2 separate regions of the Mus musculus genome follow, and region 2 is linked to region 1. The links are chromatin loops, found by intact Hi-C in ENCODE. Cell type or tissue: heart. All regions are shown on one strand. Links, peaks and the distances in the headings refer to the core of each region. The heading gives the core; the rest is flanking DNA.

What was found. A loop is a pair of places that touch in the nucleus more often than their neighbours do. Peaks named below come from ENCODE experiments on the same cell type or tissue, not always from the same donor. Only the 100,000 strongest peaks of a DNase experiment are listed, where the experiment ranks them.
Region 2: a loop joins it to region 1, with 3 times the contacts of the local background. A loop is called at or near these places in 6 of 42 quality-filtered maps.

What each region holds. Positions count from the first base shown.
Region 1 is chr16:13,245,558-13,262,317 of GRCm38, forward strand. Mrtfb (myocardin related transcription factor B) reads left to right here and starts at 10,924. Exons shown (of 17, transcript NM_001122667.2): 1 at 10,924-10,997. In heart, for the core only: a CTCF peak has its summit at 10,791; a DNase peak (open chromatin) is centred at 10,774; H3K4me3 peaks cover 2,159 bases; H3K27ac peaks cover 1,765 bases.
Region 2 is chr16:13,180,987-13,197,746 of GRCm38, forward strand. No RefSeq gene overlaps it. Among named protein-coding and RNA genes, the nearest start is that of Gm32596, 30 kb to the left of the region's middle. In heart, for the core only: no CTCF peak of the experiment used is centred there; DNase peaks (open chromatin) are centred at 8,975 and 12,775; H3K4me3 peaks cover 342 bases; H3K27ac peaks cover 4,406 bases.

The sequences.
Region 1 (16,760 bases), core at 5,921-13,920:
GTTACAGTCTGGGACCCTTTGCCACTAGGCCTTAATGCTTTCTTTCTCTGTAATTGTGAAGCAAATTTTTCCTTCCAATTGAAGGAATAATACTTAAATCTTGACAAAGTTGTGAAAAACATTTCCTCTCATGCTTTCCCCCTTTCTTTTTACCCCTTACTTGGTTTGGCACCAGAGTACAACTTGGAGTGCTAGACCTTGTTAGAAGCTGACACTCGGCCTTCCTTCTGCAGGAAGCACTGAACATGGGTGCACGAGGGTCAGCAGGGCCCTGGAATGTGAGCTCATTATTCCAGGCAAATGACTCAGAAGAGACGGGAATGAAGTGCATCTGAGCAGTTCTGTGTTGACGTGGTACTGGGAAGAAAGGAGGAGGCTGTTATCTGCCATGCTCCTTTGAGATCCCTGCAACCATAGCTTTTCATTTTGGCCCTGGCTTCTCTCCTAAAGGTACTTGTCACCACCCCCTAAGTGATGTCTGCTCCCATCTCCTCCCAGGAGAATAGCCATTTCAACTCCATCCTTATACCTATGAATTTTTACCTCAGTGTCCAAGTGGCAACCTTTCATAGCTGGGTCCTCAAGAAAATTTTCATCAAGAAAGCCAAGCTTACAATTGTCTTTTTAGTTATTCGAGGACTTTCTCCTTCCTCCAAGGTTCCTTGGTTTCTAACACACTGGGTGTGGGGGCCAGATATTCTGGTTTCCATCCTTTCATAACAACACAATTGTGTTCGGCATGAAACCTCAAAAAATGCTTCCACCAAAAAAATCCAAATGGTGCCCACTGCACTCCAGATATGGGAAGGTTAGGGAAGCCAGCCAGAAGTGCTTTCTCTGATGGCCTACAGAAATGGCTCTCAACCTTCCTAACACTGCAGCCCTTTAATATAGTTCCTCAAGTTGAGGTAACCCCAATCATAAAATTGTTTCATCATTGCTTCATAACTGTAATTTGCTACTGTTATGAATCCCAATGTAATCTGTGTTTCCCAAAGGGGTTGAGATCTACAGGTTGAGAACTGCTGGTCTACAGGTTTTAGGATTGCAGATCAGGAGGCCCACTTTTTTAAGGCTTTACTAGGAAAAAAAAAAGACATGTACTGCTCGTTCTCATGATATCAGTGATGCCTGGACCCTGCCCCTTCCCTGGCAGCAGGTGGCCACTACTTCTACCAGGAATAGACTACAAACCCCTGCCATGCCACAGCCAGATGTCAAGGCCACCAAAGAGAGAGACTGGGGTGAGTCCATATTTTCTTAGCTGTCTCTAGGAAGTCTGAAGAAAATGTCACCAGGCATAAACTTCCCAAGGACCCTCTGGGATTTCCTGTTGGGGACTGGGTGTCTGAATCATTGCCTGCACCCTGAACCTTCCTGAGACAATGTAGAACGTATTTGGAGAGTTCCAAGAACACTCTCCATCTTCGAAAGGAATGTTTAGCAAAGCTACTTTGAGATGGCAGGAAGGGTCAGAGGATGTGGTGAGTCACACCCAGGGTGATGTCGTCAGGGGCATGTGAGCAGTGGTTATAGCTTTGACTAGGAAGCAGCCAGGATGGATGTGAAGGTGGCTGGGATCTCACCACCTTCTTCATAGTTTGACAATGCTCTTGAGTTGGTGTCTTTCTGGATTCACACTGTATGAGGTAAGTGCTGTCTTCAATCCCATCTTATATCTGAGGAACTGAGGTTCAGAGAACTGAAGTACTGTTCAGTAGCCACAAAGCTACAAGTGGGAAGCATTGGAAGAAAACCCTGAATAGCCTTTGGTCAATATTCACTGTGTGACTGATCCTATTAGGATTGTCTGTCATGTGGGTAGTCAGGCTTTGAAAGTGTGTTAGTGCCCCACATATATACTAATGTGTATGTACAAGTATGAGGGGCCAGATGTGGCAAGCATTGTGTCTTCCTCAATTGCTCTCCACCTTATTTTCTGAGACAGGCTCTGACATGAAACTGGAGCTCAGTGGTCAATAAGCAGGTACTGGAGCTGCCCCCACCTGCTGCTTCAGTGCTGGGATTACAGACAAGTGCCTCGATGCCCATCTTTTCACATGGGCAATGGGGATTTGAACTCAGGTCCTCATGCTTGCACAACAACCATTTCACTAAGACCCAAGGCTTTGGTTTTACTGAACCAATTACTAAGGTAGCCAAGGCTGATGTTTCTGATATCAGTGATGCCTGGACCCTGCCCCTTCCCTGGCAGCAGGTGGCCACTACTTCTACCAGGAATAGACTACAAACCCCTGCCATGCCACAGCCAGATGTCAAGGCCACCAAAGAGAGAGTCTGGGGTGAGCCCATATTTTCTTAGCTGTCTCTAGGAAGTCTGAAGAAAATGTCACCAGGCATAAACTTCCCAAGGACCCTCTGGGATTTCCTGTTGGGGAAAACACTAGCACAAGTGTTTAATGTTTGTCACATGACTGAAAGAAAGTCAGCCAGGGCTCTGCCACCCCCCTACATTTGCAATCTGATGACTGAAGCACCAACATGGCAGGGTCAGGGCCACTCAGTGGGTCGTGGTCACAGTACCACCCAGCCTTCAAATATCTGGCTGGGGGTTCTGCAGACAAGGTAGTGAGACTGGAGGGAAGATACATGCCAGATAGATCCCGGAGTGGGAGCCTAAGTGTGGATGGTGTTCAGTGTAAGGTATGGCTCAAGGTGAAGGCATTAAGTAACAAAAGCTAAAGAGATGAGGGCCTAGTGCAAAGTAGCTATGCATCTGGAAAGCAGACACAAGTAATACTCTATGCTAGGTTGGTAAGCTGTATACCTTGTCATCCCTTTGGGCACCGACTTTGCCAGTGATTTTGTACTACCTGCAAGGCATTGTTACTTATAAAGTGCCTGCATGTTCCCACTTCATGCTGTGTCTTTCAGATGCTTGCCCTGTTCCTATGGTAACTTCTTTTAACTCTATATCTTTGTTTACTCAGTCTATGTGGCCCTCAAAAGTGGAGTCTGAGTTCTAGACCTGCAGGGACAGATCACAGGTGTGTAGAAATATCAGCTTGGCAGTGGTAGGAGGCTGGCCCCAGATGTTTATAACTGGAATCTTCAGGGCTTCAGCCTAAGCTCTCCTATAGTCTAGCTAAGCAGAACACTTTGAATCAATGAGTGAAGAATCACGTTGCATGTATAGTCATTCTTAAGTATCCAGGGCCCCCAGGGATTTCCAAATCATGGATGCTCCAATTGTTTATATAGAAGGCATAATAGAGCAGGGGAAATTGCTAAGTGGTTAGTGTATGAGCCAGTAGTAAGTACCAGGATTGGATCCCCAGAACCTACATAAAAGTGAACACAGGGGCTTCCTAGAGCATGCTGGCCAGCAAGACTACATATCAGCCAGCTCTGGGTCTGATTGAGACATTACATCAGGCCTCCACATGCAAATGTCCACACATGTACCCACACACATGCACACACATTCACACACACACACACACACACACACACACACACACACAGAGCGCACACACACAGCACACAGCACACACTATAGAATATTTAAAGCAAGATGGCATAATATTTAAGCATAGTATTTGTAACCTTCTGTAGACTAACCATCTTCGGGTTGCTTTAATACACTACAGACTAAATGTGATATAACGAGTTGCCATACTGCTTATTTAGGTTATCCCCTCAGTACAGATGCCATTTAAAACAGTGTTTCCTCAGTTGAATTCACAAATAAAAGACTAATAGCTATGGAAGAAAAAACAGTCAGTCAAGACAGACCAATGCACACTGGGACAGCCATCAAGGCTGAGTTCTAGATGGCTTAGAACCAGAGAGCTCATGCTTAGCCCAAATTGTGTGGGCTGGGGACTCTGCTTGGCAGAGCCACTACTCTCCAAAGCACTGCCCTGCTCTACAGATAGAACCCTGCCTTTTAATATTATTATTATTAATTATTATTAGTATTTAATATTAATAAACCTCTAGCTCTTAATATGTTGTCCCAGAAACTGCCACATTCTCTCTCTATTCACAGTCTTTGACCAGACTGTGACCTGATGGAGGGAACCAGGAAGTACCACCATGCATGCATAGACAGTGGGGAGCCAGATACCTTTGTTGAGCAGCACCAATGGTAATCAACCTCCAAGAAGGTGGTCCTGTCAACGTCATTTCACAGTGGGCCTGAAGACATGTGTTCAAAGCTAGGCAGGACACTGGGCAGCTGTAATATACCTACAATTCCAGTAGGTATTCTACTTCTACTTGGGAGGTAGAGGCAAGAGGACCAGGAGCTCTCTGAGGTCATCCCTGGCTACATGAGACCCTGTTCCAAATAAACAAAACAAAACAGAAAGTGAGTTCATGAGCAGAGAGTAAGAGACAAAGCTGGATTTATCCTCTACAGCAGAGTGAGGGAGCTGGTTCAAAGCTACACTTTCTACTTTCTAATGTAACGAGGCTGGGTAGCACATGCCATTAGATGCAGTGGTTAAAAGCCTGCAATCTGGACATCCTTCAACTTTCCTCCTTACTTGTTTTGTGAATGGAGGGAATTCCCAGACCACTTTGCCCATCAAAGGGCCGGGAAGAGCAGGGAGAGGATATGTTTTCCAGAATGAAATGTTTATATCCCGACAGGGTTGAATTGGATAAGACTGATGGGGAGAAGGGTGCACACAGCCTGCACGGCAGTTGGAGCAGCCCGGGCACGGCTGGGTTTTGTGCATGCTTACTCATCAGAAACTGCTGCCTTCATCTTGTGCCAGTGTGGATGCTTGGGTCACTGTTAGTTCAGTGAAGGGACTGTCCAGGGCTCTGTGGGTCTGGAGGCCTCCCAGCAGCATGCTGATGTCACCAAGGAGCCAAGATATTTTGGCTTTTCTGTTCTCTGCCTTGATGCCTCCCATCCCATATAGGCAAAGCACTGTGACCAGAGTGTGCTGACTTCCAGAGATGCTCAGTTACAGCAGAGAAAGTTGCCTTTGCCCCTGTAGCCAACAAGCTTCTCCTCCAAGTCTCCCAGGCTCCAGCTTGCTTTGGCTTCTGTAATGTCAGAGTTCTTGAGTTCTTAAAGCACCTAGCTGCTTCAAGCAGAAAGGTGGAAGGGTAAAAGATGTTAGATGCCCACAGAGGCACTGTAAGAGAGGGAGAACTTCTCATTAAGCTTCTAATAGTGTCCCAGACCACATTGTAGGTCTGACCAGGTGAACTCACCACTGAAAGGTGGGCTAGCAGCCTTCTACCACCTCCAAGTGCTGGGTGTCAGGGGCCCACCCTGGTTTCTACCACTGCTGTCATCAGCATCCAATCTGGGCTGCTGCTCTTATTAACGTCAACAGATAGAGGCTCATATGGGGTATAGCCTCTGTGGGACTAGTAGCTGGCTGGAGACATCATGTCCTTTGTCATAGTAGGAAAAGAGGTGGACATTTTGCATCTCACGGTTGACTCTGGGATGCCAGAATTGGTCCTGGCACACAGATGCAATGGATGTCGATTATAGCTGATCTGTCTGCTGATTGCTTTTAACTGTCATCCTGGAATCACCTAAGAGAAGTCTTACTGAGGGATGGCCTGTGGGTGTGTCTGTGTGTTGGGGGTGCCTTGTCTGTAAATTGATGTGGGAAGACCCACTCTGAAAGACAGACCATGAGAGGTGGCGTGGAGAAATCTAGCTGACAGTGAGCAGGGAGGCAGCATGGATACACTCACTTCTGACTGGTATTGACTGTTGACATGATGCAACCAGATGCTTAGGTTCCTGCCCCTCACTTCTCCACAACAATGGACTCTAGCCTGGAACTCTAAACCAAATAAACATTCTTCCCTGTGATGCATTTTGTCAGGGTATTTTTATCATAGAAACAGAAGTAATACAACCCATCTTTGATTAAGCCCTTGGGTAGATATGGAGGGCTCCACAATGATGAGATTGGGCTGACCCAATCTCCATCTGGGCACTTTCCTGATTCAGTTCAGTCACCTCCTTTCCAGTGTCTCTACATGTTCATGGCATGTGCAGATCTTTTTGTGGTTGAAGTAGGGCCTGATCTGGCTTTGTAGCTCAGTACTAAAAAATCCTGTCTCATCCTACCAAGTGCTGGAATCAGGTGTCACCACATTTGGCTGCAAACATGGCTTCCAAAGGCCCCCAGGTACCATGTCTTCCCAGCAATCCACAGTATTTCTTGCTGATCCTTGTCCCTGTCTCTAGAATGTTATCACCTGTATACCTTGTCTACTATGGGAGTTTGAATGAGATTGGCTCTCACAGGCTAATATATTTGCAAGTTTAGTCCCTAGTTGACGAACTGTTTGGCACCTTAGGAGATATGTCCTTGTTGGAGGAGGTGTGTCATTGAGAATGGCTTTGAGGTTTCAGAAGCCTACGCCAGGCCAGTGTTGCTCTCTCTGTCTCCCACCTGCTATCAGGGTGTAAAGCTCTCAGCTCCTGCTCCAGCATACACTTACCTCCCTGCCGCCATACCCCCACCATGATGATCATGGACCAACCCTCTAAACTGTAAGCCATCCCCCAAGTAAATGCTTTATTTTTATGAGTTGCCTTAGTCATAGTGTCTCTTCCCAGCAAGAGAACGCTAAGACTCCTACTATCTCTGGTGTATACTTAAGAACTCATTTCAATCATGTTTTTCCCCTATCCTTCTAGCTATTAAAAAATGTTGTGTATGTATATTGTGTGTGTGTTTGTGTGTGTGTGTGTGTGTGTGAGAGAGAGAGAGAGAGAGAGAGAGAGAGAGAGAGAGAGAGAGAGAGAGAGAGATGCCATAACATGTGTATGGAGTTCAGAGGACAACCTGGGTGTTCATTTGAGACAGGGTCTCTATGTTGTGTGCCCAAGCATGACAAGGTCCTTAAGTTCCCAGCCATTCACTGGTCTCTTTCTCCCATCTGGCTGTAAGAACACTGGGATTACAAATGTGGGCTATCATGCCAGGCTTGATGTGGGTCCTGAGGATCTGAATGCTGGTCCTCACAGTGGCACATTAAGCCATCTATCCCTCCAACTCCCTCTTAGGGGGCTCATTTGCTCTTATTGACTCCTCCCTCCATCCCTCTAGAACATGAAATGATGGTCTTGCTCATAGCTAGTAATACAATACTTGTCAGTTAGTGCTTAAAGTATTTTTATTGGGACATTAACCAAACCCTATTACTGGCATTTATAAAGTCCCTCATGCATCAAAAGACATTTTGATACCTTACATCCTTAATGATACCACATACTATATTGAATACCTTGACCCTTTGAGAAGATACATGTGTAGTCATCACTTCCCATGTTAGTACTCAAACAATGACACCCTTGTGGATGTTGCTACTTCCTCTGAGGGTCAGCTCTGTAACAGGCTGATGGTGGAAACACGGGACATGGCTTGTGTCGGGTTAGAAACTTGAATTTGGGAATGACAAAGCCTAAGGTGATGGACAGTTCCTACAAACCTGTCACTCTGTTCACAATGTCACTGATGTTAACCCCAGTCCCACCACAATTTTGTTAACAAGTTTCTGATTTATTCATCTTTCCTGTGCCCTTGTTTGCTTGCTTGTATATGCGTCCATGGCTGCTTTCTCCCTAGTGACTTCCAGAGTAAGATATTTTACACTGTCGGGTAGCTTTTCCTGTATAAGTGGAGGAGAGCCTTAAAAAAACAAAAGACAAAACAAACAAACAAAACATATGGTTCCTCTTATAGGAAGCTGGGAAAGCTCCGGAGAGGGACAGTCTCTTCAATGACCAGGAGGAAATCCACTGTGCTGGGAGTGCTGCCCAATGGGCAGAGATCTTTCCTACTGTGTAGGAGGCTCTGGATTCAATCTCCAACACCCCACAAATCAAGTGTGGGCACTTACCCATAATCCCAGCACTCAGGAGGTAGAGGCAGAGGGTCTTCAAGTTCATCTTCTAACTCTGTAGTGTATTCAAGAATGGTCTGGGCTAGGTGAGACCAGTATAGTTTTGTGGTTTTCCCCATTGTGCTAGAAAGTACTGGTGGTTGAACATCCTCCAACCTGATTTGGAGTTTATATTGGAAAAAAAGGAATGAGACAGGCACGACAGAGTTCTTTCCCATGTAAGAGTGTCCCAGTCTGGCTAGTATACTTTTACAAATGCACCGTGTATGTTAGCTTAGTTCATCCTGCGAAGTCTATTTATGGCCTTATTTTCAATGAGACCACTGACAGTATGGTTCCAGAGAGAAACATGTAAAACTTTATGTTGAAATCTTGATCTCAGGAAATTTGTAGGATGGGAGGTCAGAGACAACTTGTATGGGTCAGTTTTCTCCTTCCATCATGTGGATCCCAGGGATAGACCTGGGTGCTAGTATTAGCAGTATATGCCTTTACATACACTAGGCATGTGCATGCCTTTACATATAATAGGAATGTACAGTAGAATAGGAAAGAATTTGTAGGTCACCAAAGCAGGGTTTGTAGGTTTGGAGTCAATGACCTAGAATGGGATTCTTAACTGCCGCTCACCAATTGCGTGTCCTTAGGCAAGTCCACTCATTGTCTAGACTCTTGTTGAATTTATCTGTGAAAAAGAAACAACACCTACTTCCACTGAGGTGTGTGACAATGTGAGGCAGGCCTGGAAAAGACTTGCCTCAGTGGGCCGAGTAAGCCTTAAGAGCTGAAGACAAACTGGTACAGTCTTGTAGAGCCAGGGACACCAGTCTTCTGTCCTTCACCAGGAGACATTCAAAGGCTCTGATTCTCAGACTCTGAGACGTGGCCAGTTCCCTCCCAACTCCTTCCTTTTTCTTGGGCCTTCAGCCTAAAACTGAGAGTTATATCGTCAGCAATTCTGGTTCTCAGGCCTTTGAACTTGAACTTGTCGCGTCTTCCATCATTGCTAGTCTTGCTGGCAGCATATTGTGGGTCTTAGCATCCATGGTAAGTCCTCTCATGCATCTATAGGGTATCTGTTGGTTCTTTCCCTGGAGAACCTGCCTATGGAGGTCTGGGATTTCCTTTCTTCATCCACACCCCATTTTATTGGGCTACATCATCACGTTCAACATCTATATGTTCGGTCTCTGTAAGAGGAGTGGTTTCCAGGCAGCACAGGTAAGGAAGGTCTGGACCCACATTTGTTGACACTATGAGATCATCAGGATGGGTTAGCTTAGCAGGCCTCAGTGCAGTTTTCAGGGATGAGATAGAACCTTCCAGGCTCTTGATTCTGCAGAAGCTGTCACAGAGGGGCCAGCTCACAGGAATATACAAAACAAGACTGAATAAAAATGGCCCCCATAGGCCCACAGGGTATGGCACTATTAGGAGCTGTGGCCTTGGAGGAAGTGTGTCACTGAGGTGGGCTATGAGTTTTGAAAAGCTCAAGCCACGCTCAGTGGCTCAATCTCTCTTCCTGCTGCCTGAAAATCCAGATGTAGAACTCTCAGCTGCCTCTCCAATACCATGTCTTCCCACACTTTGCCATGTTTCCCATCATGACTATACTATACTAAACCTCTGAACTGTAAGCCAGCTCCAATTAAATGTTTTCCTTTATAAGAGTTGTCATAATGTCTCTTCACAGCAATAGAAACTCAAACTAAGACAAAGACCTTGTCACAAGGCAGTGCCAGGCCCTAGAGTCATGCAAATTCAAATACTGTGTTACTAAGACCATATGGGTATTTTCTTTATTGCAGGCTTCGGAAGTGTGATGGTTCGTATATGCTCTGCCCAGGGAGTGGCACTATTAGAAGATGTGGCCTTGTTGGAGTAGGTGTGTCACTGTGGGCATGGGCTTTAAGGCTCTCACCCTAGCTGCCTGGAAGCCATTCTTCTCCTAGCAGCCTTCAGATGAAGCTGTAGAACTCTCAACTCTTTCTGTACCATATCTGCCTGGTTGCTGCCATGTTCCTGCCTTAATGATAACGGACTTAACCTCTGAACCCGTAAGCCAGCCCCAATTAAATGTCCTTATAAGAGTTGCCTTGGTCATGGCAATTTTCTGTTTACAGCAGTAAAACTCTAAGGCACGAGGTTATGGGTACCCACTTTAGTGCATCTCACTATGCCAGCCTCTCTTCCTTAGAAGCAATTACTCTTAAGTTTTCTTTTGGGAAGAAGTCACACCGTAATGCAGTGGTTCTCAGCCTTCCTAATGCTGGGACCCTTTAATACAGTTCCTCATGTTGTGGTGATCCCCCAACCATAAAGTTATTTTGCTGTTATGAATCAATGTAAATGATACACAGAATCTGATATGCGACCCCCTGTGGCCCCGAACAGCTGACCTAACTCCACGAATGCCCTGGCTCTATGTCCATGAACCATTCTATCCTGGGTTCTCCCACTGTTTTCGAACATATTTTGCTTTTAGGGCTCTACAGAGTTGGAGAAAGTGTGAAAAGCGTTCTCTTGTCTAGTTGCATTAAGATGGGTTGCAACAGACCCCCTATTGGGGTCACTTCTTCCACTCGGAAGAACTACAGAGGGGTGGAGAGTGAGGCAGGGCTCAAGAGGAGGGGTTCCTACAGGTGCGGGTGTGGCATCAGAAACGCACCGACTCCACAGGCCGGTCTGCTCGTCCGCTGCAACCTCCTTCTGGAATGGGGAGGCGGCAAGAATGCACTTAGTGAGGCAGCATGAGCTGTTTGCTTGCTAGGGTAGCCGGCACTGACTGACCATCTATCTGACTGGGAGCAGCCAGAGCTTAGGCAGCAACCAAAGAGCTCCCAGCTCCGCAGCCCAGCTGCGCATGCGCCCCGGGGCAGCCAGGTGAGAGCGCGGCGGGAGCGGGCGGCCTCGCACCTGGGTTTTAACTTTTCCGGGTCAGGGGCGAGGGCGGATGCCGGGTGGGAGAAGGGAAGCAGGGTGTAAACCTCCGGGAGTCGGCTCGGCGCTACCTGGAGCTTCCAGGACGGGCTCCGTGCCTTCAGACGGGAGGAGGGTAAGCACGGGGGCGGAGCGAAGTCTCGCGAGATCCGGTGGTAGCTGCGGCAGCGGTGGCGGCGGCGGCGGCAGCGGCCGGGGAGGTGAGCGGCGAGCGGGTGCGAGGCGGCCGTTGGGACTGAGGCAGGGGAGAGCTGCGGAGGGCGAGGCCGGGCCCCGGGAGAGGGACGGACGGAAGGCCCGCGTCCTCGGTGGCCCCTCGAGGTTGCTGCGGCGCCTCCGGGTGCGCGCTGTCCCGGGACTCGCGCGGGGCGGGGCGGGGCGGGGCGGCCGCGGTCTCGGGGCTACCGGGTCCGGGCTTCCCTCGTCGGGGGTCCCCTGTGTGCGGCCGCGGCCCGATCTTCCCGGGCAGCCTGGAGTTGGTACCAGGCGCTTCGCTTGCGCGCTCCCACGCTGGAACTGCAGTGAGGTGCAGCAGCGCCTTGGCCGGAGCCACTCGACGGGGACGTGGTGGGATGGGGACGGCCCACGCCCCGGACTCACCTTCCATCCTCCTCCCCAGCCCTGCTCGCGGCTCTTCCCCTGGGGTCCCCGCGGGGCTGCAGAGGGTGTGTCTGCAAGCCCTCCCGAAATTGCACGCACGCAGCGTTCCGGGTTTCCAGGGAGAAAGTTTTCCACCGCTTTTGTTCTGTCCCTGAAACTTTGCCTAGTTCTCAGTGTTCAGAAGCTACCCTTTGGCCCTGTGTATGAGCAGACGCGGTGTGACAGTGACGAGGGGTGCGGCGGGTGTAGGGTCTCAGGCCACGAGGATAGCTCAAGGTTTGCCTCAGGCAAAGAAACTTTGAAAAGTTTGATTCTTTTCTGAAGCTTGAGATCGCACTCTTAGGATGAGCGGTTGTGAAGTTCCTAACTTTTGGTTCTGTGGCAAATGTTTGCCACCCTGACACGAAGTTCATACTATATCTTCCTATACGTGATCCAAGGTCAGTAGAGTGCTCTCCTTTAGATGTGAAGAAGAAATACGTGCTATGGCGTTAGTGCAGCCCAGACACCCAGCTAGGTAGGACGTAATATCACGGACCCTGCGGCTAGTGAGTATGTTTGGAGACACACACTCACGTATGTACGCATGCACTTGTGGGACAGTGAGTCTCAAAGTCAGGAACAAAGATTGGGACCTGAGATAAAACCGTGTTACTTGGGGTAATTGATGCTAATGAGAAAAACAATGTAGGCTGACTGACAGCGTGCAAGATAAATCACAGCCTGTCTCTGGTTAGGCTCAGATAATACAGCCCTCCAGGGATGCTGTATTCCAGGCTACATTGTAACCAATACAAAGCCCGAGTTCTCTACATTTAATGGAGTACACAAAATCCCTCATGCTTATTGTTAGTAATAAGGAAATAGAAGATTGAAATTGTTGCACTTGGCAGTATGCTCCATGTGTGTCTAGTAGATGCAGGTGTAATGTGCTGTGGAAGTTCACACAGTTCCCTTTCCTTCACCTTGTTGGACTACATAATTGGGGCAGGGTGGTGGGTGTTTTCGAGAATGACTTGCCACATGGTTCAATATTGAATCCTAAAGTATGTTAATCTATAGTGGGCCAGGGTAGCCTTCATTATCACCTCCACCACTCATGTGTTAGATGGCTCTCGGTCCAGGGCTGGAAACACTGCAGATGCTTTCCGCTGCCGTCTAGGAGTCTCTTCAGTAACTAACAATGTGCTATGGGGACAGTTCTGCCCTCTTGAGAACCACTATATAAAGCACACGCTCCACTATCTAGCTAATTATAACAGCAGAATCTAATACACACTTTTCACTGGGAAGTAAAAATAAAATTCTCTCTGTGAGTCTGATACATAAAAAGACAGCCTCTGGCTAGGGACTCTTTCATGGATCATCATCTCTGGCTCTCAGGAGCCAGGTTAGTACCTGTTCATCTGCAGTTGTTTCTCTTTTGGGGGAATCCTTGTTGGAAATGTTGGTCACACTTGAACTGCTGACTGGCATGAGGTGAGAGTGGAGTTGGAAGCCAGGATGGTGATGGGCTGTTGGGAGTGTCCTTGAGTACCAGTGTAGCCCCGGAGCCTTTTCTACTTAGGGATAGTAGTGCATTTGGAGAATACAGATGTGCTCAAAAGTGAAAACTAAAATTACCTATCTAAGCAGTTCTAGGGGTTGGCTCACAAACAAGCTTGTCTTCATTGGAAACTTCTCCATGGAAGGGGAAAAAAAATCAAGAAAAGTTCAGCTCAGTCCATTTGTAGCTACAGCAGTAAATTCCAAATTGTTTAAATCTGAAAAAGTTTATTTTTGCCTTTTTTTCTTTAAATATAAGTTGCTTCTTGCTATAGAACATTTATTCTGTATTGCTTATTACTTTAGAAAGGCACTATGGAAATTAACATCTAAGTAAAGACTTATGAAAATAGGATGCCACATTTAAAGTTGTCTAGACATAGATACAATGAACCCTTGTAAAGTTGAACAATTCATCTAAGTGAAAGTAATTCATTTTTATTGCATTAGGCAAACACTATCCAGTTCCAGGGTAAAAAAAAGGCCAATTGTTTTGGTTGTTTTTATTAATCATTATTCTAGTTAGGATTTTCTGCCATGGTAAACACATGACCAAAAGAAACTTGGGAAGAAGAGGTCTGTTTTTGCTTACACTTCCCTATCAGTCCATCATTTTAGAAAGTCAGCGTAGGTACTCAGGGCAGGAACCTGGAAGAAGAGCTGGTGGAGAGGCCTTGAAGGAAGGAACACTACTAGCTTGTTCATCCTGCTTTCTTTCAGAGCCCAGGACCACCTGCCTAGGGGTGGCACCGCCTACAGTGGGCTGGGCCTCCCACAGCAGTCAGCAGTCAAGAAAATGCAGCCCAGGCTTGTTCACAAGCTAAACTCAGTTGAGGCTTTCTCTTCTCAGATTACTTTAGCTTGTGTCAAGTTGACATAGGACCAGCCAGCACAACCTACCTGTTCTTAAATGAATTAAGTATGAATTATGAATTAAGAGTGTGTCTTGACGATGCCATCTAAGGGAAATAGGACTATACAAACATTGGTTGATTTCTAACAATAAAAACTGAATCCAAAGAATGACTTGCAAAATGAAGCTACTCACCTTTCTAGATCCTTCCATCTTAACTTGATATTTTTATTCTGAAGATTTAAAAATCACAGTCACTCTCAGAGCCATGATTTTTTTTAATGTTGAGAGGAGAGCCTCACGTGCGGTAGTGGCCTGTGCACGAATTAGGTGAATGTGAGTTATTCTAATTGGCCGCTTTAGTTGCTTTTCCATTCTGCAAAGCTCATCCTTTTCTTTATAACTTTTTTGGAATGGGTCATCCTTAGGTTAATTTTAGTAATTATCAGTTACTACTGCTTAGTAAGAAATGTGCTTGAAAACACTGACTGTAGGAAGCAGGCAATGTATATGGAGAGCTGTCTCCTGGTGTCTGCGCTATCTGACAACAGCGTGGGCCCACAGGAAATCCAACTGCACAACAACTGCTTGAGTACTTTGTCCCCAGGTAGACTTGTTTTCTTTGCTGTTCATGTTTGGTGATTCCCCCAGCTAGCAGCTCTTCATAAGGCCCCGGGGCTTATTATTGCAGACAAGTGTGAGCTGAGCCTGGGAGAAGTGCCAGCTGAGGGGCTGTGGAGATGGCTCCACAGTTAAAGTGCTTATGCCACAAGCCTTAGCACTGGAGGGAGCCCAGGTAAATGCTGGGTGGGTGTGGTGGCCCACCTGTAATTTCAGCCTTGGAAGTCAGAGATGGCACATCCAGAGCAAGCTAGCTAGTGAGACCAACCATGTCAGTGAGCTCTGGGTTTGATCGAGATGACCTGCCTCGATGAATAAGGTGAAAGAACAATCCTGGCTGATTCCTGACATCTACCTGAGGCCTCCGTATGCATCTGCACAGACATACACAGAGACATGCATGCACACACGATGCACATCACGTACACATGAAAATGCAGAGACAGCAGCAGAGTAGAGCATGTGTCTCCAGGACTACTGGCCACCACTGGAGTCTGGGCAGGCAAGGGGATAATTTGCATGCTACCCAGTCATAGCTGTGGCTGCTGCTTCAGAGACTTTTAGCATCATCACATGCTTTGCTTGACTGAGGGGGAGATACTCTTTGTCATGGTCATACTAAAATTGCCATTCAGTATAGAATTTAAGGGAAATATTTCCTCTTAATCATTAAATTTGGACTCTGGCTTATAGGCAGACTCTTTGTGGGAGTACTGTTTCAACATTTAAGAATTCTGTTTATATGGACAAAGTGTTCACATGACTCAAACACTTAAATAATGTGGGCATGTTCAGAAAGCCAAGTTTCCAGTTCTCTTGGGTACTCCCCCCCATAGCCTTTATCTGTTTGCTATAAATATGTTCATCATTTCTCTTTGTAGATAGAAGCAAATGTCAGTAGCTTGTAATCTTTCTGTCTGTATAAAGCGCAGTATACTTCAGCCTACCTTCACTGACTTTCCATTAGTTACTCGATTTACATGCTCTTTTGCAGAAAAAAAAACACTTTTTAAAGATTGTATTCATTTCTATTTTATATGTATGAGTGTTTGGTTGCATGTAAGACTGTGTACCACATGTGTACAGTGACCTCAAAGGGCAGAAGAGGGTATTAGAGACTCTGAGACTGGAGTTACAGTTGGTTGTGTGCTACTATGTGAATATAGAGAATCAAAACTAGTCCTCTGCAGGAGCAGCCAGTGCTCTTAACCTCTGAGCCAATGGTGTCTCCAACCCCAGAAAACATTTTTAAACAGTTCTAGGCATCCTCTCTGTCCTGGGTTTGCTTAGCCAGCCCCATGAAAACTTGAATGTTTATGGTTTTTATATACAGACAAGCATGTTTCTGATGTACTCTCACAAGAGGGACTAACAGGTAAGAGAGTTTGGTGTTTTAATTGTCATAAATATTTTCTTCCTCCACAAGTTATACCACTTAGAACTTACAGGAGTATGGTTGTTCCCCAGTTTCAGTAGAGGATTCTGTGTAGATGATGAAATCTAGTTTTGCTTGAGTCTTATACAATGAGATAGTGTTTCCATGTAATCTAAAAACACACACCACAGACTGTGAAATCATCTGTAGATTACATGCTGTGCTGGGTAGTTTTTATGTCAAACAAGCTAAAGTCATCTAACTAGAGGGAACCTTAAATGAGAAAATGCCTCCAGGAGACCTGGTTGCAGGCAAGCCTGTAGGGCATTGTCTTAATTAGTGATTGATATGGGAGTGTGCAGACCCTGTGGGTGGTACCATCCCTGGGCTGGTGGTCCTGGTTACTATATTAAAGACAGAGCAAGCAGGTAGGCAGTATTCCTCCATGTTCCTGTCCTGTTTGAGTTCCTGTCCTGACTTCCTTCAGGGTTGAAGAGTAATGTGGAAGTGTAAACCAAATAAGTCCTATTCACTCCAACTTGCTTTCGATCATGGTGTTTCATTATAGTAATAGTAACTACCAAAGACATGTGCACAGCCCAAATTAATGTGTGTACTGGGTCACTCTTGTTTGGGAACTGTGCATGTAAAGGTCAAAGGACAACCTTGGGCATCAGTCTTCGCCTTCCACCTGAGACAATCTCTGTTTTGCTACTGTGTACACCAGGCTAGCTCCAGCAAACTTCCCAGGTGGCCTCCTGTCTCAGCCTCCTGTCTCACTGTAGAAACATGGGATTCCAGCTCTGCAGCACCACACTTTGTTGTATGTGGTGCTGAATCTGAACCTGGGTCCTCATGCTTACACAGCACGCACTTTACCCTCTGGTGCCATCTTGCCAGCTCTGCATTTTTCCTGTGGACCATGTGTCCATGCCCTTTGCATTTTTCTTCTTCCATTTTCTAGGACCT
Region 2 (16,760 bases), core at 5,199-13,198, 65 kb before region 1:
GGGATTACTTTCTTGTTTGTTCTAGGGCGTGATTTCCGTCCTTGTATTGCTTCTTTTCTGTTATTATCCTTTGAAGGGCTGGATTTGTGGAAAGATATTGTGTGAATTTGGTTTTGTCGTGGAATACTTTGGTTTCTCCATCTATGGTAATTGAGAGTTTGGCCGGGTATAGTAGCCTGGGCTGGCATTTGTGTTCTCTTAGTGTCTGTATAACATCTGTCCAGGCTCTTCTGGCTTTCATAGTCTCTGGTGAAAAGTCTGGTGTAATTCTGATAGGCCTTCCTTTATATGTTGCTTGACCTTTCTCCCTTACTGCTTTTAATATTCTATCTTTATTTAGTGCATTTGTTGTTCTGATTATTATGTGTCGGGAGGAATTTCTTTTCTGGTCCAGTCTATTTGGAGTTCTGTAGGCTTCTTGTATGATCATGGGCATCTCTTTCTTTATGTTTGGGAAGTTTTCTTCAATTATTTTGTTGAAGATGTTTGCTGGTCCTTTGAGTTGAAAATCTTCATTCTCATCCACTCCTATTATGCGTAGGTTTGGTCTTCTCATTGTGTCCTGGATTTCCTGGATGTTTTGAGTTAGGATCCTTTTCCATTTTCCATTTTCTTTGACTGTTGTGTCGATGTTCTCTATGGAATCTTCTGCACCTGAGATTCTCTCTTCCATTTCTTGTATTCTGTTGCTGATGCTCGCATCTATGGTTCCAGATCTCTTTCCTAGGGTTTCTATCTCCAGCGTTGCCTCGCTTTGGGTTTTCTTTACTGTGTCTACTTCCCTTTTTAGTTCTAGTATGGTTTTGTTCATTTCCATTACCTGTTTGGATGTGTTTTCCTGTTTTTCTTTAAGGACTTCTACCTGTTTGGCTGTGTTTTCCTGCTTTTCTTTAAGGGCCTGTAACTCTTTAGCAGTGCTCTCCTGTAATTCTTTAAGTGACTTATGAAAGTCCTTCTTGATGTCCTCTATCATCATCATGAAAAATGCTTTTAAATCTGGGTCTAGATTTTCGGTTGTGTTGGGGTGCCCAGGACTAGGTGGGGTGGGAGTGCTGCGTTCTGATGATGGTGAGTGGTCTTGATTTCTGTTAGTAGGATTCTTACGTTTGCCTTTCGCCATCTGGTAATCTCTGAAGCTAGCTGTTATAGTTGTCTCTGTTAAGAGCTTGTACTTCAGGTGACTCTGTTAGCCTCTATAAGCAGACCTGGGAGGGTAGCACTCTCCTTGGTTTCAGTGGGTAGAGTATTCTCTGCAGGAAAGCTCTCTTCTTGCAGGGAAGGTACCCAGATATCTGGTGTTCGAACCGGACTCCTGGCAGAAGTTGTGTTCCACTCACTAGAGGTCTTAGGATCCCGTGGGGAATCCTGTGTGGGCCCTTGCGGGTGTCAGGCGACTCTGCTGGCAAGGAAGCCCGGGGCTCAAGTGGAGCGGAAGGGGCTTTTGCCCCGGGTCAGGCCCGGGTAGTCTGCTTCCTTCCTATGTACCGCAGTCTCAGGTTCCGCGATTGGATTGGGGCCGGCGCTGTGTTCCACTCACCAGAGGTCTTAGGATCCCGTGGGGAATCCTGTGTGGGCCCTTGCGGGTGTCAGGCAACTCCGCTGGCCAGGAAGCCCGGGGCTCGAGTCAAGGGTACATTTTTTATGTGTCTTGACCATTTGTGTTTGCTTGAATCTGGAGTGTGTGTGTGTGTAGCCCAGTGGTGTGAGTGTGGCTGTGGGTGTGTGTATATGGCCCAGTGGTGTGAGGATGGCTGTGTGTGTGTGTACAGCCCAGTGGTGTGGGTGTGGGTGTGGCTGTGTGTATGTGTGTAGCCCAGTGATATGAGTGTGGCTGTGGGCATGTGTGTGTACAGTCTAGTGGTGTAAGTGTATTTGTGTGTGTGTGTGTGTGTGTGTGTGTGTGTGTGTGTGGTGTGACCCAGTGGTGTGAGTGTGGCTCTGTGTGTGTGTGTACAATCCAGTGGTGTGAGTGTAGCTGTGTGTGTGTGTGTATTATGTCCATTATAGATACTGTTTAAACATGTCAAATCTTTTTTTTAATTTTTTTCACTGTTTTGCATTTCCCATTAAAAGTGTATGCTTTTAAATCTCATTGTTTTTCGGTTCCCTTTTGTTTGATATGTAAAATACATCCAAATTTTTCTGAAACTTTTGTTCTTGCTTTTGTATTTGTCAGTGTTTCATTAAATGCATATCAGTGTGTCTGATAAGGAATAGCTTTTAGGATAGGGAGCTACTTGCTGAACTGGTTTGTTTCACTTTGTTTTGTGGCACTGGGATTGAACCCAGGACCATGTGTATGCTAGCAAGCCAGGTACCACTGGGCTACAGCCCCTGGCCAGCCTGCTGGTTTCAACTGTACCTATGTAGTATTGCATGGATATCTGCAGCTATGTGTGTCTCTGGCTTTCCACTCATCCTTTTGTTCCTGTGTGCATGTGCTGTGCTTTGAGCCCACAGGAAACCCAGATGAGCCCAAGAATTGCAAAGTCCACTGCAACTCGCAAAAAGAGTCTTTTATTGTTTCAAGTTCAAACTCTGTTCGCCCACCTAACACTCACTGTGTGAATGCTGGCAAACGATCCTGAGTCCAGAAAACATTGGGTTTATATACAGTATGGTTAGGAATAGTGTGAATATTCACAGAAAGGGGAGTAGAGGGTGGAATAGCACTGAAGTGGGAGATGGGGGAGTGGGTGTCTGGTCAAGGACTAATTTTATGGTTGTCGTAACTGTCTGTGACCTGACCTCTGTTTACCTTCTACTTTTTCCATGGTCTCCCTTGAGCTTGTTATTTCTCTAAGGTCTCAAGAACAGGCACCTGGAGAGTTATGAGGAGGAGTGTTGGGTGTTGGTTTTTGGAGACACAGAGGTGGGGAGAATGTCTCAAGATAGGGGAGAGAGAGGGAGCCCCAGGCTGCTGCAGGAGGAAGCAGCCCAGAAACCAGCTGTGTGCATACCGTGCTTGCCATGGGGGAGAGGGGGTGGCAGAGGGAGGATGGGAGCCTCTGGTGGGGAACACAGAGGCAAACTGTCTGTACAACACTGAAGTTTCTCTAGTATCAGTAATTCGGGGATTAAAACACATGCGTTTAATGACCATTCTTGCTTCTGGTCTCCATTCTGTTGCAATGATATAGCCTGGCAAAAACAAACTAGGTGGGAAAGAGTTTACTTTGAGTGGTAGCTCTCGAATTCTCTCACGGCAAGGCAGCGCATGGTGGAACCCGAAGCAGATGCTCAGCGAATCCTCAGTGAGGGGCAGGAGAAACAATGCCCGTGTGTTCACTCGCTTGCACCCAGCTACATGTCTTCCCTTTTTAAAAATTCTGTTTTAAAGTTTATTTTATGTGTATTTTGTCTGCATGTACATCTATGTACCACTTGCATGCCTGGTGTCCAGAGAGGCCAAAAGATGGAGTCAGGTCCCCTGGAACTGGAGTTAACGATAGTGGTTAGCTGCCATATGGATGCTGAGAACTGAACCTGGGTCCTCTACAAGAGCAGTCAGTGCCTTTAACCACTGAGCCAGTTCTCCGTCCCCAATTTCTCTACTCTTACATAGTTCAGGACTCACCAAGGCAATGGTGCCACCTGCTGCCGGCTTCCTACACAGGCCAACCCAATGTAGACAATCCCTCACTAAGACTGTCTTCCCATATGATTCTAGCATGTGCCAAGTTGACAAAGCTAACCATCAAAAGACTGCAATGAATGTAAATCACTGGCTGAATGGGTGGCTCTCTGTTACAATAGCTGGAAAGTTTTATTAGTTAACTAGACATCCTCAAGCATTTATTCTTTGGGATGCTGAATGTGTAACATTATTTTTTTTCTGTTTATTTATTATCATTTGTTTTTTTAGAGAGGATCTCACTATGTATCCCTGGTTAGCCTGAAACTCACCATGTAGACCAGGCTGGCCTTGTGAGACCCTGACTTAGAGTTTCTCCCTGAAGGGAAAAGCCCCTAAAACATTCCCCCAAGCTTGTTTCCCCTGATCTCTAAAAATACAGTCAGAAAGAAGCTCTTTGTTCTCTATAGCCAGCAAAAAGCCTTTTTGTTTCTATACCTCACAACCAGAGATGCGATAATTGTAAAAAGACTTAGCCAGGCGCTTGCCTAGCTCCCTGTGTCAAGGACATGGAGATAAAATTTCACAAAGAAGAGCTATAACTCACTCCTCACTCCTCATGCCTTGGTAATTTTACCAAGGACACCCGGCAGAGAAGAGCTGTAGCCCAACTCCTCCCAATTCATCAACTAGCTGTTAAAAGTCCCCTACTGTTACCACTCGTGGTTGAACTCCCCTGCCCTGCACAGCAAAAGGAGTTCGTCCTCAGCTAGCTGACAATAAAGCCTCTTGCAGTTTGCATCAGGTGTGGTTTTCTCTTGAGTCATTGAGGTGCCGGCCAGCTCATCCCGGGACTTGAGCTGAGGTCTCCCCAATTTCTGGGGTCTTACAGTCCCAGTCTCACAGAGATCTATCTGTCTCTGCCTCCTGAATGTATTGTTGTTTTTTCCTTTGTTATTGCTATTGTTTGAGACAGAGTCTCATTTTTAACCCAGGATGCCCTAGAATTCATTGTGTAGCCCAGTCCAGCCTCAAACTCACAGCAATTCTTCTGCCTCAGCTCCTTGAATGCTAGGATAAATATCCAAATAAAATGTAATTTAAAAGATTGTACCAGGCTTTCATGTCTGTCCTGCTCATCATTCCCAGAGTGACAAGCTCACCCAGGAACTAGAAAACTCCTTGCATGTCTCCCTGCAGTTTTTGTCCTGGCACCCATTAGGGCCCCACTATACCAGCTGAGTTGTTCTGTGTGTGCACTCAAAGGCCAGAGGTCCATTTCCAGTGTCTTACTCTTTGTCTCCACGTTATTTTTAAAGCAAGGTTTCTCATTGGGCCTGAAGCTCAAGTAAGCTGGATAGCCAGCATGCTCCAGGCATCTATCCTCCTGCCTCTGCTTCCCATCGCTGGGATTACAGACTTGTACATCTTTACCTGGCTTTTTACATGGAGTTGAAGACCCTAATGGGTGCCTCAAGCCTGCCTAGCAAGCACCTGACCGACAGAGCCATGCCCAGCCCCGTGTTCGCTCTCTCTTAGTGAAACGAGATCTTCTCTAACTCTGCCTCATCGGATCTTTCCTGTGTGGGTTTAACTGGCTTATTTTAGTCAGTGTTCCAGCAACATAAATTTAAAGAGGTATGCTCTCTACATTGATCTCCTTCATCTGCTTGGAAGCCCTTTTGAATTCTAGCATGATGGATTCCTCCGTTGCTCTTTCCTGTGTGACAGAGCACCCATGCCAGACCAAAGTAATGAGTCTATCAAAATCCAGCTTGGCAAAGCCGTGCGTTTATTGGGGTTGCTTACTAGAGTTTGGTGAGGAGCCCAGATAACTCAAAGGCAGCTGTGTCACCTGAGAGGCTGCGCCAACTGGGGACGACAAAGCTACGGCTGCACTGTGAGGCTACCCTCCGTCTTTCTTATTCACATGGATGCTGATGACCCACACGCAAGGTTCTCCGGCCTCGTGAGAACGCTTCGAGCACTAGGCCATCCCTAGCATTCTCAGTTCCACTTTTAATTAACCACTGCAAAACAGTCCTTAGTGTCACGCAGTCCAAAACTGAGTAGTACTAGCACAGCATCTACGGAAGTTTTGCTACGAGCCAGTGTGTTTGTATTCTCTTTCAATGGCATCATTGGAGTAGAATTCACAGATAGCATAGCATTGACCACTACAAGTATCATTTGGAAAACAGAGGCTGGTGGATTTCTGTGATTTCGAGACCAGACTGGACTCTGTAGAGAGACCCTGCCTCAAAAAATTTTTAAAAAGTTGGGCAGTGGTGGTGCATGCCTTTAATCCCAGCACTTGGGAGGCAGAGGCAGGCAGATTTCGGAGTTTGAGGCCAGCCTGGTCTACAGAATGAGTTCCAGGACAACCAGGGGAACACAGAGAAAACCTGCCTCGAAACAAACAAACAAAAAACCAAACAAAAACAAAATAAATAAAAAAGTATCTGATTCAAAGATTTTCAAAAGAAATGATAGAGTTTTGCAGGCATTTTCATGGTCAATCTTATACTAGGCTCTGCCTCCCCAGGCACCCTTATACCTGCTGTCAGCCCCATACCCACTGTCACCTCCAGGCAACCATTGGTCTGCCTTCTCTCTTTACATATTTGTCATTATGGGATATTTCATAGAGATTTAATTATGCAATATTTTGTGTCTATGTGGGTTCGTTCACTTGGTAGAGTGTTTTTGAGGCTCATTCATAGAGTAGAATGTATCAGTATTTTAATTCTTTTTATTGTTGAGTAATATTCCATTGTATAGATGTACCACATTTTGTGTAACCATTCACAAATTGATAGACATTTGGGTCACTATGTAGTTGCTGGGAATTGAACTCAGGACCTCTGCTCAGGTCCCACTTGCTCCGGCCCAAAGATTTATTTATTATTATATGTAAGTACACTGTAGCTGTCTTCAAACACACCAGAAGAGGGCGTCAGATCTCATTACGGATGGTTGTGAGTCACCATGTGGTTGCTGGGATTTGAACTCAGGATCTTAGGTAGAGCAGGCAGTGCTCTTAACCGCTGAGCCATCTCACCAGTATATATATCCTGTTTAAGGACTAGGGGTCTGTAAGACCAGAAGGATTTGAGTGACAAGACGATTTCCCAAGTACTGGCTGTGAAAACCAACACCCTTATCTCATGTCTTAGTTACTTTTCTATTGGTGTGATAGACTATCCCAACAAAAGCAACTTAAGGAAGACAATTTTACTTAACAGTTCAAGGATGCAGTCCGTCACGGTGGGGAGGCAGACCAGCAGGAACTGGAAGCAGCTGCTCTCATTACATCCACAGTTGGGGTGCAAAGGGGAAAAGTCAAGCTGCCACTCAGATCCCTGTTTGTATTTATAGAGTCCAAGGTTACAACCCAGGGAATGGTGCTGCCCACAGTGGGCAACTCTTCCCATTACAGCAGGCATTCCCAAAGGAATTGTCAAACTGACAATTACCTTACCTTCACAGCTGGAAAGCCCTTTGCAACTTTTATGGCTTTAAATCTCCATGTCTCTAATTTCCTGATAGAGACAATGCTCCTGTTTACTTAGTGAAGTTTTTAAGGAGATGGCATCATACCACTGATGAACATAAAGCAGGCCCGTGGACCCAGCAAAGCCTCAGATACATGCTGACAATAGTCACCCAGCTCTTCTGTCCCCAAAGGAGGATGTAGCACTGTAAATGCAGTGCTGGGAGGGAGGGAGGCTGGCTGAGCCCTCTGGACAGGCAGGGAAGTATTGTTTGTTGGGCTTTGCCATCTTTCATGACAAGTAGGGGATATTCTACTGTGAGTTAGTGAAGCTGCCACCTTGAGCTGCCCTAAACAGTAAAGGAAAACCAACCCTCCCCTTCCCGCCACCAGTGTGGCACCAAAGCAGAGCAGCCTGCAGCCTGTGAGGCCTTGAGAGGCTCCCCAGCTTGGCATTCTCAGCCAGGCAGGCTCTACCTGGGGCAGCAGGGTAAATGAGACACTTCCTTCCAGTTCAGACTGAGAGGGATGCTCGGAGTGTCTTCACTCTAGTCCTTTCAGATAACATGGCCTTGTGTTGTCCATGTCTATCCTCCAAGTCAAACTGTTACCAGTTTTGCCAGTTAAACTCAGCCCTCTAGCAAAAGATCTTCACATTTGGGCTTGTTGAGTGTTGGTGGTCTCTGTGAAGGAAGGGCAAGGAGGGTCACAGGACCACCACTCTTTCAGCCACTTCTCCCAGCCAATTGTATACAATTCTGCCCTAATTTCAGGATACCTCATGGAGGAGGTGCTTGAGAATGTAGACTGAGGACTGGGAAGGGCCTGCATCTGTGTGGCTACTAGAGAGTCATAATGCCTGCTGTGTGCAGACCCTCCAGTGTGGCTGCTCTAAGCACTGCCACACTCCTGCCCATAATCTCTTCCCTGTTACTCTGTAAGGAAGTGAACTTTTGTGGAATTGTGCCTCAGCTTGTCATTGCAACCTTTGTAGGAGGAGTAGATGTTGTTTATATCTTCCCTGGCTGTGTTACCCTGTGCAAAGTATGTTACTTCTTCATGCCTTCATTTCCTCTAGGGGTAGCAATAGGCCCTAGCCCATGGGGGTTAGGGGAAAAATCAAAATTGATTTTTACACAGCTCTTAGTAATATATGAAAGTCCTTGTCTGTAGGCTATATCAAGGACAGCTCTTGTTATTTAAGCATTGGGTATTGTTACCCTATGGCCTGATGACTGTCCAGTTAGAACAAGTTGCTCCTACTTAGGTTGTCTCTCAATCAGGCAGGCCTCAGGGTGGCTAGATCCAAAGCCACAAGAGGACTAGAAGATGAGCCCCATATTATTTCTTTTCATAAATACCAGGCTTACGCTGGTCTTTTCACTTCCTAGCCCAGAGTCTGCCACGGGCATCCATGTCTTCCTGAGCTCGGTAACAGGAAGGGAGCCAGGAGGAAATGCTCCCTTTCAGACTCAGCAATCTCATCATCTAAAAGGCCAGAACACTGTCAAACAGCCTGAACCATGATCCACTCCCAGAGGGAATTGCCGAAGCTGCCCTGCTGGAGTGTTGATGGAGGAGTGGCATCTCCCTTCTCTGCTGAGCTTCTCGCTGTCTTATGACTGCCAGTGTGTGCACGGGGGAGGAGGGAATCGTGGGCAAAGGAACCAGGTTAAACCCCAGGGTCTAGCTCACCTCTGGATCACACTTGAAAAGAAAAAATGCAACCCTTCCCCACTTAGTATCACTCAGGTAGCCTAAGAAAGGACTCACGTCCTTTTAGTGAGTCTGTCCCACGGAGAGGACCTTTTGGTGACACCAAGCGGATCCCCACTCTATTTATAGTTGCTGTTTGTTTAATGAGAGTTCGGTCTCTAAGAATAAGCAATGAGCTCATTCTGGGAACCGGCCAGAGCCTAGGACTCGGGAAACCCCTCCCCCTTTACTCTGGTTTGGGGAGGAATTCTGTAGGTCAGAGGTCAGCCCCTTCTGTTAGCTGGGGAGGCTTGAGACCCAAACACATTTGCACACCCAGATTTCTGATTAGTGCTCAGTGTGTTTCAGGAGGGCTGGGGTTATTTAGTTTCCAAGTGGTGCTTAAAGATTGGCTGTGATCTCCTTGTCACCCACAGGGATTGACAAAACAAAACAAACAAAACAAATAACAACAACAACAAAAACCAAGTGTCTTGGTGAAATGTAAGGTGCAGAGAAACCCCGCCAGGACACCTAGGAAGGAGGATATGGTGACGAGGAAGAAACATCCGAATCTTCTTAGCATCCTCCCAAACTGGCAGCAAAGACCCAGTTATCTTGCAGACACAACCACAACCCTGGATGGTTTTGTTTTGTTTTTTTGTTTTGGCGTATTGATAAAGCCATGACCCACTTAAACTTGAAGTATCTGACCCAGAACTTTCTGCACCAAAGTCCAAAGAAGCATTGTCCCCTGCAAACTAGTTCAGTTTGTGCTAGAAGCTGCCTCTGTTTGCTGGCATGTGGCTCAGTGGCCCTAGAACCAGACCTGCTTGGTCTGAATGGAACCTTTGGACTTGACTGGGTTCACTGACACGTCGGATCTTCCCGTCATTCTCCCTCTCTGTGAACTTAACCGCCTTCTCTCTGGGAAGGAACAGTGTTACTTCATTTGTTTATTCTCCTTATCTGCTGACCCTCTCCTCTGTGCCAGAGCTGATGATGTGACACAAGCTGGTTTTTAAGTGAAAAATGTAAATGTCCTTCGTCTCTTGCAGATGAGTTAGGATGGGTGCCTCTGGGCTCCAGTCACATCCAGTCTTTCATTCAAAAAATGCTCACAACGGTGGTCGGAGCAATGGCTGACTGTAAAGAGCTTGCCACAAAAACATGAGGACATGAATTCAGGTTCACGGTACCCATGTTTACCATGATGGGGTTGGTGACATGTGTGACACCATGCTCCTCTCTATGGTAATGGAGGACTAAACCTCTGAAACTGTAAACAAGGCCAGCTAAGTGCTTTCTTCTATAAGAGCTGCCATCCATGGCCATGGTTTCTCTTCACAGCAGTAGAACATTGACCCGGGTAATTCAGTGTAGCAGAATCAGTCCTTGCTCTTGAAAAGTCTGGAGTCCAGTGAGGAAGGTGGATGTTATAACCCAATAATCACATAAAAATAAAGATATTACAAATGATGGGGAATTTATATGGGAGAGCCTGACTGAGAGATGGGGCATGGTTGACTGACCAAAGAATGAACAACAGCTATGTCCCCTGGAGTAGCCCAGGTGCTGACTCATTTACTGGGGACAGAGAGTGGTAGCTGTGACAGCTGGTGTGTTACCCAGTCGCCCTGAGGACAGCCACAGACTAGTACGTCTCTGGCTGAGTTTGTAGCCATAGAGACAACAGGGCCTCCACCTGGGTGTTTTTCACATTGAGACTTTGACCTTCACTTATGGATCTGCAATGTGCAGAGTGAACCATTCTTTCTGTTGACTTTCTGGACGTTTTCTTATTCTGATTCAGCGTGACTGCCACTTTCAGACTTTAAAAAAGTCTGAAAAACTTAACTTTAAAGCTTTAAGTGTATATGTGTGCATGAGCATGACTGTGTCGGTGTCCTTGGAGGCTGCTGAAACTGGAGCTGCAGAGGATAAGTAGTCATAAGTACTAGGACTGAACTCTAGTCCTCGGGGAAAGCAAGCAGCAAGCGCTCAGCCGCTGTGCCCATCATTTTAGCATGCAGCAATTTAAAACTATGAGAAACAGAGAAATTGTCCTATGCCGAACACTTTTAGAAGGCAATTCAGGTATGACTATTCATTCATTAGTCAACAAATAGACATTAAATACTTAAAATGTGCCAGTCCTAGAGTCAGAGTTCAGAAACGATGTGTTGCCTACGTTGAGTTTAATCTTGCTTCCTAAAGCTGATGAATTAAAAAAGATGTTCAACCTATCATAGAACATGATACTGCCATACATGCTAGTCTTACCCAAGACTTAGGGGTCGTTGCTTTTGTCAGTTTTCACCCTGAAGTGGTGAACATGAACGGATGTGAGAAGAGAACCTTCTGAATGGGAGTAGCAAGTGGGATGATCTGAGGCACAAAGGGCAGGGGGTGATTGCCTTGTTTGAAGAAGCCCTGTGACTTGCATGGAGAAGCTCTGAGACTAAACCTATGTGAGGGACTAAGTGCCTGACAGGCTAGGGATGGAGCTTGATTTCCAAGAATGGAGTATGAATGTGAAATTCTAACCTGTCTTTTCAGGAGAGATTTTATAGACTGGATGAAACTTTTAGAACACAGATTTGAGGATCTCATTTTTTGTGTATGTGGTATCTCTGTGTGTGTGTGTGCGTGTGTGTGTGTGTGTGTGTATGCAGCACATGTGTATGTATGTGCAGCACATGTGTATGTTCATATGTATATGCAGCATATGTGTATATTTCTATGTGTGTGCAGCACATGTATATTTGTGTGCAGCACCTGTGTATGTGCATGTGGGTATGTGCAGCACATTTGTATGTGATGTGTGTGAAGCACATGTATATATTTCTAAGTGTATGCAGCACATGTGTATTTGTGTGCAGCACATGTGTATGTTCATATGTGGATGCAGCACATGTGTATGTGTGTTCAGCACATGTGTATGTTTATATGCATGTATATGTGCATCACATGCATATGTGCATGTGTGTGTTTGTAGCACATGTGTGAAGCATATATGTATGTGCACATGTATGTGTGTTCAGAAGGCAGAGGTCAACATTGGGTTTCTTTCTTATCTCTTCTGTTTTGATTCACAGTTTCTCACTAAACACATTGTTCACTGACTGGCTGGTCTACGAGCCCCAGGATCCTCCACTGTCTGCCCCTTCATACCCCCTCAGCTCTAGGATTGCACATGTGCAGTGACATGACTGACTTTTTAAAGATGACTGTAAGGATCCAGACTCAGGTGCCCGTGCTTGCATGGCAGGCCCTTCCTTACTAACGCTGCCACCTCTCTAGCCACAGACATGGGACACTTAGAACAGAGATTCCCAGATGAACTTAAGATAAAAAATTAACACTGGTACATTTTGACTAAGAATAATCATTTGAAACCTCAGAGGCTTCCTGGGGAGGAATGAATGAAACTAAAACACGAACCAACCACAAGACAGGCTTGTGTCTGCAGCCTGGCATCCATCCCTAACCTTCAAGACTGGGCTAAGATGATTCAGACGTATCTCCCACTTGCTGCCTTCACATCAGAGTGATTGACTTGAGAGATGGGCATGGAACCCACTCAGAGGCCAAAACAACCCAAGAGACCCTGCTTCCTCTCTTATTCCTGGGAACAAAGTTGTGACACTTAGAACCATTGCAGCTATTTGTGACCACAGAGGAAAAAGGCTCTAGAACTGTAGGCCATAGAGGAGCAGAGTGGCTTCCAAGCATATGCCAATGGCACAGAAGGCAAAGCTAAGTGGTAGAGGACACCAAGTCCTGCAACAGCATTGAGTACCAGGATGCAGCCTCGCCTGAAGCCCAGCCTACTGCAGGGTATTTTAATGGCCTCAGCCACATAAACGTTCTTTATTATATAAGCTGGTTTTGGTTGGGCTTGTGTGCTCTGTAACACAGAGCTCACATGGACCAAACCTTGCAGTAGGTACTGCCTGTCACTGCCAAGGCCCTCCATTCTGCACGCCCTGTTCCCATGAGAAAGTGAGCCTGTATGAAATCCAAATAAAAGCTCCTGCCTCCCCCTTCTCTCTTCCAGTGTTTCCATGCCTCCTATCACCATAGCACTGAGACTCTCACAGAAAGGCAGGGGAAGCAGAGGAGGAGAGGAGGCCCATCTCCAGGCTGGGTTGCCACACTGCGGGGAGCATGAGGCAGCTCCAAGCCTGACATTTCAGGATCCAGATAACAGGGTAAAAATAAACTCTCAAGCGCCCGTGGTGGTGCTTGATTCTCTGCTTCACAATTCTTATCTCTCTCTCTTTGGGGACAGAAAGGTTCCTTTCAGGTCACCATTCAGTCTGCTTCTTCCCAGTCCTAAGTGGAGAGGAAGAGGTGGGGTTGGTTCACACATGGCCTGTTCACTATGGGAGTCAAGCAATTCCAGTATCTTCCCATAGTCCCTTCCTTTGACTTGGCAAATCCTTTCTCTTTTGATGTTGCCATAGCCTGGGAGTTGAAGGAAGCTGTGGCTGCTAGTATCTACTTTCCTGGAGGGCAGACAAGAGATATACCTAATATCACACTGCTAATGAACAGGGTGCCCTGATCTCACCCTGGGGTCCTACATTTGAAATGTGTCAGAAAGAGCTTGACTCTTTTAGGGATGTTGACAGTCATATAGCTGAATACTGTACAGTTCCTGGGGGTGACAATCCTGGCACACAGTATATGAGTGTCGCTATGTGACACCTTACAGCCACACTTTCCCATCATACCTTGTCAGAGTTTTGCTTTCACCACAAAAGGTTGCCTAGATTATGATGCACACCTCTATGATCCCACCATTGAGGAAGCTGAGGTGTATAGACCATGAGTTCGAGGCCAGCCTGGACTACATTGTAAGTCCTGTCTCAAAAAGAAAGAAGAGGGAGGAAGGGGAGGGAAGGGGAGGGGAGAGGAGGGGAGGGGAGGGGAGGGGAGGGGAGGGGAGGGGAGGAGAGGAGAGGAGAGGAGAGGAGAGGAGAGGAGAGGAGAGGAGAGGAGAGGAGAGGAGAGGAGAGGAAGGAAGGAAGGAAGGAGACAGGTAGGGGAAGAAGAGGGGAGGTGGGAGGAAGAAGGAAGCAATGGCTGATGGTTGGGGCTAGTATTAGTAGCCAGAAGTGTCTTGGGGCCACTAGGCTTCACAGAGGGTCCCTGGGCCTCAGTTTCCCCACGTATAAAATGCTGATGAGGTTTGAGCCTCTGTGACAAAATTGTTGCAAATTAAATTAAATGCAGCCTGCGCTGTGTGGATGTGAAGCATTTGGAGCTTCTGAGACAGCGGTAACTGTTCATGTGCCAATGTGTAGGCACTGCCACTTTCCTACTTCAGTAGGCCACGCCCCAGAGCTATTTCTGTATTCTGTTCTGTTTTGGCTTTTTTAAGACGAAGTCTCTTTATCCCAAGCTAGACCTCAACTAGATACACAGCTAAAGGTGCTCTTGAACTCCTTGGTCCCCTTCCTCTGCTTCCAGAGAACACACTATGCCTAGGGTTCTTTCTGTCACCATTGCCAAGGATTTTTACTGAGCCATTTCATCAGTTAAGACTCTTGTGGTTGCAAGTGACTGGAATAGCAAATCTAACAGGATTACATGAAAGGAGAATTCACTGGCTTCGCAGTAGCCTCTGAAAACCATGCGTATAGAGTTTAGCTTCAGGCAGAGCTGGGTCCAGGGATGGAAATGATACCATCAGGATTGGGTTTCTCTCCCCACCCCCATTATCCTTTTCTACTGCCTCACTGTTGACTCCCCCGTATGTTAAAAGAAATGGCCATGGGAAACTAACGTCTCAGTCTCCGAGGTTCAGAGCCAGTGGAGAAGTCTCAACCCCAGCACCACCAACAGAAGGCCTTGTGCTTCTCTCATTGCCTAGACCTGGATATCACTGTGGATGGACCAGAGTGTCAGGTGACAGGCCCCACAGCCAGGGATGGTTCCTTCCACTAGATTCCCAGATTTGAGTAGTCATTGTCTACTCTAGGAAGTCAGTTATGGCTACTACTAAGGTGGGTTTGCAGCTACTGGCCTCTCTAAATTGTGCCCCAAAGTATATACACTGATGATCAACTTTTGAGATTACAAACACCTTCACCCAAGGCTCGGGTGTTCAGAGACAGAGCTGTCGAATATTCTGGAAGCCCTGGGTTCAGTTCCCAGCCCTGAAACAACAACATCATCATCAACAACAATAACAACAACACCTGTCATCTAAGGACCACGCTCCACCCCACACCCATCTCACCTAATGCCCACCCGTGTTAACAGCTGGCCAGTTAGATCAACAGGAACCTTTCTTGGGCATGCTAACTGAAAAGCCAGTTCCTTGACTGGGGATTAAGAATCTGGCTGGCTTCTCCAAGTTTCCCTGTTCATTGTTTATCATTTGTCTTCTTAATAGAAGCAGGAACAAGCCTCTTTCATAGATTGCAAAATATACATACAGCAGGGCTGGGGAAAGGGCTCGGTAGATAATGTGCTTGTTCCACAAGCATGAAAACCTGAGTTCTATCCCAAGAATACATATAAAAGAGTCCATTGGGGTTGTGAAGGCTTGAGGATTTAGTGCTGAGGGCAACACATGAGTATGTGCACATTCACATACACATACACATGAACACACGTGCACACACACCACACACAGGCGCACTAACACACACACTCACAGCACTCACACACTCACATGCACACACATACACACACACACACAGGAGGAAGCATCAATTTCTATTAAAGTGTATCTATTTTTTTGTGTGTGTGTGTTTTGTTTTTTGCTTATTCTGTCTAAGTCTGGGGAATATTGCTGGTGTCATTAAAAATAAAGTTAGCCATTTAGGAGAAGGTGTCCAGGCTGAATCTAGCACCAACTTGAGACATTCTGAAATGAAAGCGCTCAGAAACAGATTATAAAGGGAGCAACTTTCCCTTTAGATGGCTGTTAGATTGCATGCTGGTAGATAGTGCTGTCCTTGCCACCCACAGCCACCCACGGCTCTCTGATGGACCTTGAGGGAGCACACATTTCTCCCACTTTGGTTATGAGAACATGATGTATGCTGGTCCAGCTGCAGCTTCGTCTCTGTCCTCCTTTTCCTCAAGCCTGTAGGAGAAATGGAAAAGAGGGCGAGTGAGCCAGAAGATGTCTTTTAAAATAATTATGGTAATTATGTATGCCTCTCAAGAGTGAGCCTCTGGGAATCACTCCTTAAAGACTGTAAAGAATTTCCTCTTTTGATCTTGATTCTGAGCCAGAGAAAATCGAATTAAGAAAGAAAAGCAAGAGACAGACAGATCTCGCTGAGGAGGACAGCACAAAGCTGGGGCCTTGAGGGGGGGTCTGCAGAAAAGATGACTAAAGGGACCATCCCCAGGAACCTCCCAGCCTTCCAAAGTGTTGGTTCCCCTGGGGAGCTGCTTTTGACATCATGGAGAAAAATGGCTCCCACCAAGTGCTATCTTTACATCTAGCCTTCAAGGCTTTAGTCCCCTTGTGGGTGGGGTCTGGAAAATGTCCCCTTTCAAGCTGTTGAGGACACAGTTCCTGTGCCTGAAGAATGGCTGTCCAGGCCCCTCCACATGACTAGAACAGCCCCAAGGACTTTCATGGAGCCCCCACCAATCAGTGCAGTGGGACCAGCCACCGTAGGTGTGTGAGAAGGTTGCATTTCTCTCCTATTGAGGTACCAGGCAAAACGGCCTGTCACTTCTCTAAATTTTCTTCTGTGGTTGCTAAGCAGCACGCCTCTGCTGCATTTCCACTTCCCTCTGCTCCTGCTGTCTTTGTGTCTCTCCACCCTCCACCCACACACAGGCACAATGCTCTTTCCTGCCTAAGTGCGGGAGAGCAGGGAGCTTCCTGCTCCAAGGATGGTAGCTGCTGCCATGGAGGGCACTTTCATGAAAGTGCTCTCACTGAGTGCGTGTCCTGGTGCCAGCCTGCTAAGAACGTGTGCAGAAGCAGTGCTAGAGTCCTTTGGAATCTCCCAGCAGACC